2 separate regions of the Homo sapiens genome follow, and region 2 is linked to region 1. The links are chromatin loops, found by intact Hi-C in ENCODE. Cell type or tissue: Caco-2. All regions are shown on one strand. Links, peaks and the distances in the headings refer to the core of each region. The heading gives the core; the rest is flanking DNA.

What was found. Hi-C counts contacts between places; a loop is a spot of excess contacts. Peaks named below come from ENCODE experiments on the same cell type or tissue, not always from the same donor. Only the 100,000 strongest peaks of a DNase experiment are listed, where the experiment ranks them.
Region 2: it touches region 1 in a loop (4-fold over the local background); 1 of 110 quality-filtered maps calls a loop at or near these places.

What each region holds. Positions count from the first base shown.
Region 1 is chr12:45,255,588-45,263,093 of GRCh38, forward strand. The region is part of intron 1 of ANO6 (anoctamin 6); the gene reads left to right. Among named protein-coding and RNA genes, the nearest start is that of ANO6, 43 kb to the left of the region's middle. RefSeq lists an enhancer at 1,673-2,173. In Caco-2, for the core only: no CTCF peak of the experiment used is centred there; a DNase peak (open chromatin) is centred at 4,794; H3K4me3 peaks cover 859 bases.
Region 2 is chr12:45,126,411-45,133,916 of GRCh38, forward strand. No RefSeq gene overlaps it. Among named protein-coding and RNA genes, the nearest start is that of DBX2, 79 kb to the left of the region's middle. RefSeq lists an enhancer at 4,631-4,680. In Caco-2, for the core only: a CTCF peak has its summit at 4,578 (motif pointing right); a DNase peak (open chromatin) is centred at 4,581.

The DNA.
Region 1 (7,506 bases), core at 2,334-6,333:
ATTCTTAATTTACTAAGAATCATCCCAAAGCCATTTTTAAACAAAACTTTTTGCTCAATGAGAACTCTGGGAGTTACAACTAGTAGATTGTAATAGAATTAATGCAACAACCGTAGAATACATATTTTAGTGGCAGTGCTTGTTAAGAGGGGAAACTGTGACTCCATGAGCTCCTCCTGGATGGATCATACATCTCCATCTCCATCTGGCCCCAGGTTTTCTCCCTGGGTGTTTTTTTTTTTTTTTTTTTTGAGACTGAATCTCGCCCATTCGCACAGGCCAGAGCGCAGTGGCGGGATCTCGGCTCACTGCAACCTCTGCCTCCTGGGTTCAAGCAATTCTGCCTGAGCCTCCCTCCCGAGTAGCTGGGATTACAGGCATGCACCACTACCCCCACCTAATTTTTGTATTTTTTAGTAGAGACAGGGGTTTTGCCATGGTGGCCAGGCTGGTCTCAAACTCCTGACCTCAGGTGATCCGCCTGTCTCGGCCTCCCAAGGTGCTGGGATTACAGGCATGATCCACTGCATCCAGCCTCTCCCTATGATCTTGAAGTGACTGCATCTCTTTTTATGATCAGGATGCTATAACATTGAACATGCCCATGTGTATACACAACACATGGGTAGACACTGTTGGCAGAGATGACCAAATATGAAGAATTCACAGTATTTTTTGTTCCTGGCCTCATCAAACACTGCCACAGTAATCATTTAAGATTCTGGTGCTTTCCTGGTGTTCTAAACCACATTTACGTATGGCAGTGCAGGTAATTTATTTTCATATCCGTCTGTTTGTCATTGCATTGGTACCTTGGAAAGGTTAGTGTTTTCCATTTATTTGATTGTTACTACTGTTAATCATTACAAAATCTTATTATTGCTGCTCATATATAGATCAGGACAAGCAAATTTGATTTCTAGCTTTCTAATGTGGTAAAAAAAATCATAGAGGAAACTTCATATGCAAATTTAAGTAACTGACAGAGAATATATATGGACACAAACTCTTGCTATTATAATCATATTGTGACCTCAGCCACCCTTTGTATAGCCCAAGTAATGACTGTTTGATATTTATTATAAAGCATATTAAATTCCTTGATTAACTGAACCTTTCATTCCTCTTTTTTGTTTCATGCAGCAGTGAAAATAGATTGTTCTATTATCATCCTTGCCAGGAAATTTATAAAATGTATAAAATTATTCATAAATGTATTTTAAACTGAAGATATATTAATGTATTATTGGGTGTACTGAGCAGAAAACATTTCTTTTCACATTTGAATGGCAGGCACATGATTATACATTCACTTCCTACTGAATATTAATCATCAATTCCATGTGGCTGGTGGATAAAGCTCTGAGAGGCAGCCAGGAGATGCAAATTCTTGCCCTCATCATGGACTTTTAATGTGATTTTGTTTAATGTTTAAAATCAACTGAGAGACCTTTGAATTAAAAAAAAAAATCATTCTTTCCAAGAAGTCTAGGGGCAGTATGGGCTCAGGATTGGGTTATTATAACTTCTATTGCTCTCTTGGCGTGCCTGCTTCGTCTGTTCAACTTGAAACACTGTTTTAATTCAAGCTCTAACCTTGGTTGGCTTCTGTTCTCACATTTCTTGCATGTTTTCTGAGGGCAGTCTCATTCACACTTGCAGTTTCAGATCTGTTCCTAGAGCTTCAGAGCCCCATCCAGGCCATCTCCACCAGGGTGCACCCCTCTGCCCAGCCTAATCTCCTTGCTCATTGTTAACCCCAGTCTGCCCGTCCTGGGGCCACCCCAGTCTGATGTGCCACAGACTCTTCAGCACTCAGCATAGAGTAGGCACTTGGAATGATTTCGGTGATTTAGTTCACAGTTGAACTTGTTATTTCCTCCCCCACACCACAAGTTGCATCCCTTCTGTGTGCTCTCTGTGAATGGCATCCCCATTTCACCCACTCTCCCTGACTTCCCCTTTTTCCTCTACCACTCTGCTTCGTCTTTTTGCTCGATGTCCTTTAAATTCTGCCTTCCATGTTTCCTGAGGCAGTTCCCTGCCCTCCCCACCACACATCACTGCCTTGGTTCTAGGCTCTTGTGTCTCACCTGGACTGTGGCCATCTCTCTTAGTTTGTGTTTCAGCCTTCCAATCTCGTCTCCTCAAATCTGTCTTCCTTCATACTGTTGCCAAATTTATCTGTCCAAAGCATATATCTGAACATGCCACCCTCCTAAACTTACAAGTCTTCAATGAAGAAAACTGCAAACTTTGCGAAGATTATAAAAAGATTGAAATGAAAGCCAGGAGTTTTATGTGCTCTCTATATGGGAAAACAATATAGTAATGGGTTTGGTTTTTTTTCCAGGTTTATTTTTAGGTTTATCACAATGCTTATCAAATTCCCAAAGCGATTTTTCTGAGAAAATTGGAAAAAGTAATTCACTTATAAATTAAACACATGAGAATAAAGAAAAAAAATGAAGTATTTGAAGAAAACTTGGTTTGGAATCTCTCAGCTCTGCTATTAAATACATATTAATCAGTCGTGTGGTGTTGGACACCCTTCCCCCAACTTTGTCCTCCTAAAAATGAATTACAATGAATAATTGTGAATTACTAAGAATTATTTTGAGGATAATGCATGTAGTGTATTCAGTATAGTGCCTGATGCTAGTAAATACTTAATTTTAGCAAAATCAAAGTAGAATACAAACCACAGTTACATACACATGCATACTTATTAACATAACACATAAGGATGAGAGAATAGTAATAATGTTGCCTCTATATGATGGAGTTGTGAGTTTGTCGTCTTCTTGCCTTTTCTCCATTTTTTTACAATAATCATGTTACTTTTCTAAGTAGAAAAGGGAGAAAAAATCTTTCAGTGATTTTCACCTCTGGGATATGTCCACGTTCCCTACCTCATTTGGTGCCCTCTATCCTCATACTCCTCTTTACTTCTCTCTCCTCACCTCTTACATGTGCCTTCTGCCTCCCTATTTAGTCACCACGAATCCTGAATTACTGCCTTCCCTGTACACTGTGATTCTGCTGCATGCCTTGCTGTCCCCCTGCCAATAATGTCCCCACCTCCACACACCAATTTTGTCTAGTTTATTGCCACTCCTCCCCTAAGATTTTGCTTAAAAATCACTCATCAGGTTTGAGCATTAGGACACTTGTATTAAAATTAACTGATTGTGTGTTTGTTTCCCCCAAAGGAATGTTTTCCTCCAGAATAGAGACTGTAAACTACGAGCTGGAAATAAAAGATTGTTAAGTTATAGTCCATGCCCTCAGGTTGCCGACAGTCTGATAGAGAAAGGGATGTGACTGCATGAAAGTAATAAATATTGTAGGATCTCTGATTCAAGTATCTTCAGAAAATGGTGGGACAGGAAGAGGGGAGTAATTTGCCCTTCTTGGGGAAGGGGTGGATTAGGGTGATGGGTTCATAAAGTTTCCATTATTTTCATTTAAGAGGTGATGCTTGAACTGCAGAATAGATGTTTCCTGGGCAGAGAACATGGGGACAAGTGTTACAGGCAGAAGCTTTACATGGAACAAAGGCAGGATGTTGGAGGACAGTCCAGCATTCAGAATGGTGAAGCATTAAGTTTGAGGTGGTGTCCCCATGGTGCTTGGCACATAGTACAAGCTCAAGGATTTTGAACTAAACAGTATGCTTTTTCCTGGTTTCTGTGTATAGGGTTTAGGGGTTTGTGTATCCCTAGAAGTTGTATGTAATATTTTGCATTTATGTGCTTTTGAAAATTTTTCAGGGGAGCGAGTCATTGGATTTCACTAGATTCTCTCAGAGGATTTCATGAACTATAAAAGGTTAAGAACCACGATTTTAACAGTACACCCTAGAAATGGATAAGGTGAGATGTAGAGGATAGAAACTGATGTGAAGACAAATACCTCCAGCTGCAATTGGCAGGGATGCCCCTGGGCATTCACAGGGCAGGTACTCACCTGCTGGAGCCACGGAGGGCCTGGTTGCAGTGGGTACTTCTGATAATGGCTCTGCACACGCTTTTCCACCTCCTTTCAGCAAACAGGCTTATTCCTGCCTCTTTATTTGCTCCAACTAAGCCATTATAGTATGCCTTCTCTGATAGTCAAAGCAACTCTCCAGGGCAGGAAACATGATGGGGTTGAAAGACTGGAGAGAGAATGGAAACACCATATGTTCTATTCTGAAAATAAAGTAAGAGATAAATATGTGAGGAGAACAGGAAAGCATGTACAGCAACCAAAGCAATTCAGTGGCAATGGCATTAAATAGACTGCGTTAAAAGGCTGCAACAGCACTAGCCTCCCACAGGCACTGTAGGTCAGCTCATTCATTCCTCCATGGCGAGTAAAGAGATGTGGGAATTATCCAACTCCTCGAATCCTGCCCAGGCAGATTCAGTGTCCTTCTTTGCCCTCTGTGCAGCTGTAATAACCTTGTATATACTTTTGTTCTAGAACATACTGCACTGTGGCAGAATTGTTGATAATTCTTTTCTTCCATAAGGAAAAAATGGCTGATTTTTGAAAGCCGAGCACTTAGCGCTGGGCTCAGTACATGTTTACTGAAAGAAAAAGGTTGAGTTTTATAGCCCAAAGGTAGTGAAGTCAGTTTGTACAGTTCAGCCTGTACAAAGGTAACCTTAAACAGCTGAAGATTTCCATTATCCTTGCTTTGTCAGCTTCTTTCCTCCTTTGCCCAGTGAGGCACTCAAGTAAGAGCTAATCAAGGAAGGAAGCAGGCAGATCTTTTGCAAAGATAGGGGCTGCTCTTTTGAAGGGAGGGATTTGGTGCAGTGTTGAATCTGATGCAATCTCAGACTCGATCAGCTTGCTAAACAATGTTGGCAATTGCAAGGCAAAGCAAAGGACAAAGGTTATGGGAGCAAATAGGAGGGCACTGTGGGTCACACTTGGATTTGTTTCAGGGGCACTGCACACCCTCATCAGTCAGAATCAAGTAACCTCCCAAAGCATAATAATGTGTTGCATTTTTCAGAGCTCTCTGGGATGCATGAATTAGGTGCTAGTCTTATGCTATCACAAGTCCTGCTCAGAGGGATTCAGAGGCCATCCAGTTAACAGAATGTAGGGAGAGCTTGAAGAGAGGATTGAGAGGAACCACTGATACGTTTAAAGGAATGAAAGATTTTATCATTTGTATTGAGTTTTTAGTTTTATTTTTATTTTTATTTATTTTTTTTTAAGAGACGGGGTTTCTTGCTCTGTCACCCAGGCTGGAGTGCAGTGGCGCCATCTTGGCTCACCACAGCCTCAAACTGTTGGGCTCAAGCAATCCTCTTGCTTCTGCTTCTTGAGTAACGAGGACTGCAAGCATGTGCCACCGCAACCGGCTGTTTTTTTTGTTTGTTTGTTTGTTTTGTTTTGTTTTGTTTTTTTGGTAGAGATATGGGGGTCTTGCTGTGTTGCCCAGGCTGGTCTTGAAATCCTGGCCTTAAGTGATCCCCCAGCCTTGGCCTCCCCAAATGTTACGTTTACAGGCATGAGCCACCATGCCAGGTGTGAATGAAAGGTTTGAAGAGAAACCTAAGGGTGATATCAGGATTCCAGGCATGTGAAGGACACAGAGAATATTTTCCAGTTATTGAGGAACAAAGAATAGGAAAATTGGTTTGCATTTTATGAGGGCTTCTGAGGAGTGAAACTCGAAAAGGATTCAGAACATCTTCCCATTCTCCTATGATGTTAACTGTATTAGTTCTAGGTAGAGGGCCGTTTTTAGTATTTCACTTGCTATCCTGGATTGGACACTTGATCTAAAGAGGGGAAAGGAAGGAAATTAATGATATTGATTGGACAACTGCTGTTAGCACGCTCAGGGTTTCCTCCAGCTCTGATTTGCAAATATCATCTTGTTTACCCAAGAGGGAAGCATTTTTATCCCCATTTATTTGTGGGACAACTGAGGCCAGGAACACTCACAGTTGTATGCATGATAAGTGGCAGTCCTGGCTCTGTTACTTCAGTCCTGAGTTTGTGTAACTCCAAAGGACTTGCTTCTAATTTATTTGTAAATGTATCAAGTTTAGTGTTTATTGAGGCCATTTGGATGTCTCAGTCTCTTTGAGGTGTTGCAGACTGGCTCATCACAGGTTCTGAAAGTCTTTCACCTCTGAGAACAACTGTGCATTTGATCCAGTTGGTCACTTGTGTGTCTAAAACAACCATCAGTTGCTGCTTCTCAGCCTGAGCAAAGCATACTTACGGTGCATCACATCTGAAAGGCATACTTTCTGGCAGAGCAAAAGCTAAATAATACATTTCAATTTTAAAAGGTACCGTTTTCACTTAAATGGCATGTTTTATGGACTATACAGTGAAGGCAAGCACAAATGATATGCAGTATACAAGTATAATACATCAAGGATCATAGCAAGGTAAATGATTTTGATCCACGTTTAACCTGCTGATAAGGAAACCTTTCTATCCATGCTGCTTGATGTCTTTTTCCAATTATACATATTATATGTGAGCCATTGTAGAAATTTTGGGAAATACAGAAAACTGCAAATAAAACAAAAATCACCCCAACACTACCCCTCAAAGATAAACCACCATGAATATTTTAGTATGCTGCTTTCCCGCCTTTTAAAAAAATGCAAATGTAGTTTTATATGGTTTAGACCTATGGTATCCTGCCTTTTCACTTAACTTGCCTCATAAGCACTCTCTGTTTATCTCTTTTATTGGGTTAAAGTATACATAACATAAAATTAACCATTTTAACCATTTTTAAGTGTACAATTCAGTGGCATTAAGTATATTCAGTGTTGTGCAATCACCACCACTATCCATTTCCAGAGCTTTTTTTTTTTTCTTTTTTGAGACGGAGTTTCGCTCTTGTTGCCCAGGCTGGAGTGCAATGGCGCGATCTCTGGCTCACCGCAATCTCCGCCTCCTGGCTTCAAGCAATTCTCTTGCCTCAGCCTCCCGAGCAGCTGGGATTACAGGTGTGTGCCACCACACCTGGCTAATTTTGTATTTTTAGTAGAGACAGGGTTTCTCCATGTTGGTCAGGGTGGTCTCAAACTCCCAACCTCAGGTGATCTGCCCGGCTCGGCCTCCCAGAGTGCTGGGATTACAGGCGTGAGCCACTGCGCCCGGCTTTCCAGAGCTTTTCATCATCAGCACTCCCTATATTTAAGAAGGCTTCACAAACCACATTTAATGGCTGAATAACATTCCATCACATAAAATTTACTTAAAGGTGTTTTCCAGAAGACATTCAACAGATATTTAGTTTGTGCTTATTATAAACTATACTTTGTGGCGAAAGTAGTGAACAAAACATGGCTTTTGTCCTTCAGGACCTGTTGGAGGAAATGGCCAATTAGTAGGCAGGTTGAGTCCTGTAGAGGGGCAAGTACATGGTCTATGGGATCATGTAGGAGGGGAACTTAACTTGAGGTATAATTTGCATAATCATTCCTTGATTGTTGCAGATCTAGCATGCATCAGATTTTTTTGCTGTTATAA
Region 2 (7,506 bases), core at 2,111-6,110, 130 kb before region 1:
AGGAAACCAAGTTCAGCAAATGTCAAAAAATACTTGGCACTGATTAAAACAAAGATGACTGATAATAAATTCCCAGAAACCATTTCTGCTGCTGATAATGTGCTTCTTCTTCACCTGTGAGAAAAAAATCCTTTAGCTATCTAGGATTTTCATTCAAATGCTGAGAATAAAAAATAAAAAAAGATTTGAAGTGCTCAACATAACAGTACACAATATTTCATACTGGGGGTAAGGTTTACCACCAAAATAAGCAGTATAGATACCTTGATAACATCTTTTTCATTCCTATGCTTAGGCAAAATGTCTGTATAAAATAATTTTACCTTGTTGGATTAAATAGCATCTCCTGCAAAAGCAATGTATTGAGGTTTACTGCAAGATAAGTCTCACTCTTCCAGAATTTAACGTTTTTTCAACTGGCATTTCCCTTAGCTACAGGGTGATAACTGGCCTACAAAAAGTTAAAGCTTAAGGCACTGTAAGATTATATGACTTGTGAATCACCAAAGAGTAACTAAATAATGGCTAATCCTGATCTATGATTTGGATGTGTTGTGTGGTATTTAACAGCTGCAAAGATTTGAGTGTGTTGTGTAGTACTTAACAGCTGCAAAGTAGTAAAAAGGTATCGAACTGTAGTTCTCAGTCCTATCTTTGCAACTCTAGGTCTGTGAATTGGGACAAGTCAATTCATCATCCCTGCCTTCCTTCCTTCATGCATTCACCAAGAGAGGCAATGAAGATACAAACATGATTTAGCCAAAGTCTCACAAGAAATCTCTGATTGTCAGTTTCCTTATTGGTAAAATGGGGCTTTCTTAATGAGGATTAAAGAAAACAAAGTATGTCAAAGTACTTCATAAATGACTAAGAGCCATATAGATGTTAAATGTTATTATAACATTTTTATGCCCATTTTTTACCCCATTTTCACCCCATTTTCTCACCCTTTTGCTTTCTCTCTCCCTCTCTCTCAATATTTTTATTCCTGAACAGTTTAAAGATTAGTTACATCATCATGGCCCATCATTCCTAAATAATTCAGTGTGTTTCCTAACAATAGGAGTATTTGCTTACTATATTTATAACTATAGTACAATTTTCAACTTTAGTAAATTTGGCATTGATACAGTACTTTTATCTAATTTGCCATCCATATTCCAATCTTGTCAATTGAGATAGTAATGTCCTTTATAGCATTTTTTTTCTCCTCCAGTACAGATCTCAGCCTAGATCAAGTATTTATTTGTTATGTATTTTATAGTCTCCTTTTATCTAGAACACTTCCACAGCCTTTCTTCGTCTTTTATGATGCTGACATTTTTAAAGACTACAGACCTCCTCTTTTTTAAAAGAGAAAATTCCTAATAATTCTCTATTTCATTTTTTAATAATTATTTTGTATTCATCCATTTAAGCTTCTCTTCCTACCACTGGGAATCCAAAAGCCATCTCTGCATGAAAAAAAAAAAAACAGTACACACAGTGGTTGCCACCATGTCTGACTCGCCACCATGATAATGTAATGTTGATTTCTGTCCCCCTCCTCTTCTGCCCTCTTTCTCCCCCTTGTTCTTCTATTGTTCTGTTGATCCTTAGACTGCAACATCCTTTCCTATTATCTGAACTAAATGGATCATGGACAGAAGGTCGTGTCTGCTCCCATCATTCACATAACAAGGAGAAAGGGATGAGGAAGAGCTCATGGCTCTGACAATTCTACAAGAGAACACAATTACTTTTTGCTAATGGTTCTAAATCACCCTTGATTATGGTATTCCCCCACCTTCCTAATCCTTTTTAATTTCCTCCTACTAAACAAAAGATTTCCATCACAGTTGCCCTTCAGAGTTTCAGCACACTTCCTTGAACCTTATTTCATTTGACCCTTAGAACAACCAAATGTATTAGGTAGGATTTATTATCACCATTTTACACATAAGGAAACAGAGGCTCAAACCCATCAAGTGATTTTCCACAAGCTCAGGCGCTTAGATGTAGTAGATTCAGGCTGAATGAAATCCAAGGCTTCTTATTGCTTGTCCAATGCATGCTCACTACATCTTCATGCCTCTTTTATACCTGCAGATCTTATGTGTGGTGGCATTCACCCTGGCATGGTGGGTCAAGATGCAATGCACTGAGGTCAATCTGTGCCTTTCCTTTTATGGAAAATAGTGTAGGTATTTTTAAATAGTACATTTCGGATATATGGTTCTGAAGCTATTATTTAAACATATTTGAAATTTGGCAAAAATATAGAAATACATTTGTTGTAATATGCATTTAGAAAATGTGAAAGAAATATATAGCTCTGAGAAATGTTCCACAAGTGTCCATTAAAATTAGTTTCAGGTGTCAAGAATAACAGCTTTTAAGTAAAGAGTTCATTTTGTAAGTATAATAACTTGCAAATATGCACAGTCATGAAAAACAAACAGGAGACAAGGAAAGAATTTAAAAGATCCTGCCCGGCCTCCTTATTAACAGCAGAACAAATGCTCTTAGGAATACACAAATTTTTTTAGAGGGGGGCATTAACTACCTCATTTTACAAAAGTGGAAACTAAGAGAGAGTCTTAAGTGTCTTATATGTGGCCACACTAGTGATTTGAAACAGCCCTGGAGCTGGGTGCACCTGTAATCCCAGCTACTCGGGAGGCTGAGGTGGGAGGGAGGCTGAGGCGAGAGGATTGCTTGAGCCCAGGAGACCAGCCTAGGCAACACAGCAAGACCTCTATCAAAAGCAAAGCAAAGCAAAGAAAAGAAAAAAAAAAAGCAAAGAAAAAAGAAAAGGAGGCCGGGCGCCGTGGCTCACGCCTGTAATCCCAGCACTTTTGGAGGCCGAGGCGGGCAGATCATGAGATCAGGAGATCAAGACCATCCTGGCTAACACACGGTGAAACTCCGTCTCTACTAAAAAATACAAAAAAATTAGCTGGGCGTGCTGGCGGGCGCCTGTAGTCCCAGCTACTCGGGAGGCTGAGGCAGGGGAATGGTGTGAACCTGGGAGGCGGAGCTTGCAGTGAGCTGAGATCGCACCACTGCACTCCAGCCTGGGCGACACAGGGAGACTTCGTCTCAAAAAAAAAAAAAAAAAAAAAAAAAAAAAGAGGGAGAGAAAAGAAAAGAAAAGAAGGAAAGAAGGAGGGAGGGAAGAAAGGAAGGGAGGGAGGGAGGGAGGTAGGGAGAGAGAGAAAGAGAAGAAAGAAAGAAAGAGAGAGAGAGAAAGAAAGAAAGAGAGAAAGAAAGAGAAAGAATAGAAAAGAAAAGAAAAGAAAGAAAAAGAAAGAGAAAGAAAGAAACATCCATCCCTGAGAGTAGACTTTGTATCTCACGGCTGCTAGTCCAATGCACTTGCCTACATTTTATGAATGTTTTATGGGATATAAATTAAATTCTTTTTAATCCTCCCATATAAGATAAAACTATATACTTCCCTAAGTTATATAGAGCCAAGATAGACTTTTAGAAATATTTAATAAGTGGCCAGTTACGGTGGCTCATGCCTGTAATCCCAGCACTTTGGGAGGCCAAGGCAGGTGGATCACTTGAGGTCAGGAGTTTGAGACCAGCCTGACCAACATGGTGAAACCCCGTCTCTACTAAAAATACAAAAAAAAAAAAAAAAATTAGCCAGGTGTGGTGGCATGCACCTGTAATTCCAGCAACTTGGGAGGCCGAGGCAAGAGAATCACTTGAACCTGGGAGGCAGAGGCTGCAGTGAGCCAAGATCATGCTGTTGCACTCCAGCTTGGGCAACAAGAGCAAAACTCTGTCTCAGGGGAAAAAAAAAGAGAAAGAAATATTTAATATTGAAATAAACAAATACCTTTTTATTTTTTAAAAAAGAAAATTCATCATATGGGGTCTCCACTGAGGAAAATGTAGGTGAGATACTTTTAGCTTCAGGTAAGTAAAAGAGAGTAAAGTGTGCTAGAACTGCCTTTGCTTCTTCAAGGATTTTCTCAAAGTGGGCAGTCAGCTGGGGCTTAAAGTGTTTGTGACAATCAGATCCTTTTCAAGTTAATTTTTGTTTATGGTTCAAGGTAACAGTTGGGTTTATTTTCTGTAGATGGATGTTCAATTGCACCAGCACCATTTGTTTGATGTTCTGAACAGCAAGATGTAAGATTAACTGCAGAAAGTGTCAAACAATAAAACAGCACATAGCCAACATATATATCATAGAAGCAAGCATTCTTCCCCTTTAAGTAGACTTCCCTAGGAAATATAATTAATCTTTTAAAAACTGACCCAGATAAAATGGAGAACTTGTTTTCTCTCAAAATATAGTGAAAGGAAAGGTAAGTGCCCATGTTATTGTACATCATAAATGTTTTCATTAAGAATTTTCTTAAATCACAAATAGGAGTTAAAGAGAATAAAATTTCAAGAAGCACATGTGAAGCAATTGTTAGAATTCATCAAACATACAAGGTATAAGATTAAAGAGTATAAAATCTACAACTCACTTACTTAAGTGAGTGGGCCATAAATGCTCCAGTTCCAAAATGATTTGCCAGTTCACAGTGAGTTTAATTGTTCAAAAGCTGTCCACTTGGTGGCACCATGGTGCTGCCGCAGGAATGAGCCTGTTGATTTGGGTATGGGTTCAGTTAGGGACTGACTTCTTACATAGGGTTTTAGGACTCTTAAACATGCGGTCATACCGCAGTACCTGCCAACAACAAACAATTGCCTTAGTCATTTGCACAAGGGAAGAAAAAGAAAAAGACATTTTACATTGTTCAAGCAAAGGCAAAATGGACAGGGTTTAAGTGGACTTGTAGGGCAGGCTGCACAAGTAGATGGATGAAAGACAGTGCAGCATGTCTTTTTATCCACATTCTTAGGCAAAAATGCCTCTGCAGGGTTTTTTTTTCTTTTCTCTCTCTTATGAGTTGATTCTAAGCAGAAAAATTGACACTAAGCAACTTCAGCCCAGTGAAAGTTCAAGCTGAGCTGCATTTGCCCCTTAATATATATTGAGTGCCTGCTATGCCATCATTATTGGGCACTTTAAGTTACATTATAGAAGGCAAAACATAGTTCTTATCCTTGATGTCTTGCAGTCCACCCAGGAAGGTAAGATGTATGCATGAAGCAGTAATTGCTCAATTGTGTGCTGAAGACAGTGCTAACTGGAAGGCATAATTAGGAATGACTTCACTACAGTCTTTCAGTAGGTGGGACTCTGGCTGGTCTTAGAGAATGGCTTCATTGTGGAAGGCAGCAGATTTCTGCACAGCTGAGTAGAAACAGTGCAGGAGGGACCAGGGCTTCCATCACAGTCACTCTAGTGACATGGTTGGGGAAGGAGGAAGTCAGAGTCTCCTGCTCTGTAGCAGCCTACTGGAGAAGCAGCAGCCATCCCAGCTGGGTTTCCCAGCCCCTCCATCCAGCTGATTCACCACTCAATAAATCTGTTGACTCATAGATTGATTTTTAAATTATGTTGACTTTTTTCTTCCAGATATTAGAGTGAACACAATCGATTGATTTGTTTAATTTATAATTTATATAGTTGAGTTCAACATTTAGACACTAAATGTGTGGGATGTGTATAAATGAATTTGGAAAGTGAGGAACCTGGAGAATACATTCTACACCTCTTAGAAGAATGTTGATGGCATTTAATAGCTTGTCCCTCAATCCATATTGAAGTGTGTAGAGGCAAAATGATTTTAAGTGTAGGATATGCCTTTTAAAATATTTCAACAAAGAAAAAAGTACATAGTGCAGTGTGCCACAGTTTTAATAATTGTTGATTCTGGCTGATGAGTATGTGAGGATTATTGTACTATTCTGTTTTTATGTGCATTTGAAATGTTTTATAGTACTTGGGGGTTGCTGGCAAGATGGTCAAACAGGAAGAGCTCAGGTCTGCAGCTCCCAGCGAGATCGACGCAGAAGGCAGGTGATTTCTGCATTTCCAACTGAGTTACCTGGTTCATCTGATTGAAACTGGCTGGACAGTGGTGCAGCCCAAGGAGGGCGAGCGAAAGCAGGGTGGGGAAGTGCAAGGGGTCCGGGAACTCCCTGTCCCAGCCAAGGGAAGCCATTAGGGACTATACCGTGCACTCTCACACAGATACTGCACTTTCCCTACAGTCTTGGCAACTCCAGACCAGGAGATTACTTCTGGTGCCTACACCACCAGGGCCCTGGGTTTCCAGCACAAAACTGGGAAGCCATTTGGGCAGACACTGAGCTAGCCACAGGAATCTTTCTTCATACCCCAGTGGAACCTGGAACACCAACAAGACAGAACCATTCACTCCCCTGCAAAGGGGGGCTGAAGCCAGGGAGCCAAGAAGTCTGGCTTGGCAGGTCCCACCCCCATGGAGTCCAGCAAGCTACGATCCACTGGCTTGAAATTCTGCCTGCCAGCACAGCAGAGCTGTGCTCAACAGTATGAGCTCAACCTAGGATGCTTGAGCTTGGTAGGGGGAGGGGAATCCACCATTGCTGAGGCTTGAGTAGACAGTTTCACCCTCACAGTGTAAAGAAAGCCACCAGGAAGTTTGAACTCGGCAAAGCCCACCCAAGCTCAGCAAGTCAGCTGTGGCCAGACTGTCTCCTCTCTGGGCAGGGCATCTCTGAAAACAAAAAGGCAGCAGCCCCAGTCAGGGACTGGGGGAAGGGGCGGTTGTGGGTGCAGCTTCAGCAAACTTAAACATCCCTACCTGGTAGCTCTGAAGAGAACAATGGATCTACCAGCACAGTGTTTGAGCTCTGATAAGGGACAGACTGCCTCCTCAATTGGATCCCTGACCCCCATGTGTCCTGACTAGAAGACACCTCCCAGTAGGGGCGGACAGACACCTCATACAGAAGAGCCCTGGCTGGCATGTGGCGGGTGCCCCTCAGGGAGGAAGCTTCCAGAGGAAGGAACAGGCAGCAATCTTTGCTGGTCTACAGCCTCTGCCGGAGACAGCAAACTCCAGCAGACCTGCAGCAGAAGGGCCTGACTGTTAGGAGGAAAACTAACTAACAGAAAGGAATAGTATCAACATCAACAAAAAGGACGTCCACTCAGAGACCCCATCCAAAGGTCACCAACTTCAAAGACCAAAGGTAGATAAATCCACAAAGATGGGGAGAAACCAGGGCAAAAACGCTGAAAATTCCAAAACTTAGTATGCCTCTTCTCCTCCAAAGGATCACAACTCCTCACCAGCAAGGGAACAAAACTGGACAGAGAATGAGTTTGACGAATTGACAGAAGTAGGCTTCAGAAAGTGGGTAATAACAAACTCCTCCGAGCTAAAGGAGCATGTTCTAACCCAAAGCAAGGAAGCTAAGAACCTTGAAAAAAGGTTAGACGAATCACTAGTATAGAAAAGAACATAAATGACCTGATGGAGCTGAAAAATGCAGCGTGAGAACTTCATGAAGCATACACAAGTATCAATAACCAAACTGATCAAGCGGAAGAAAAGATATCAGGGATTGAAGATCAACACAATGAAATAAAGTGAGAAAACCAGATTAGAGAAGAAA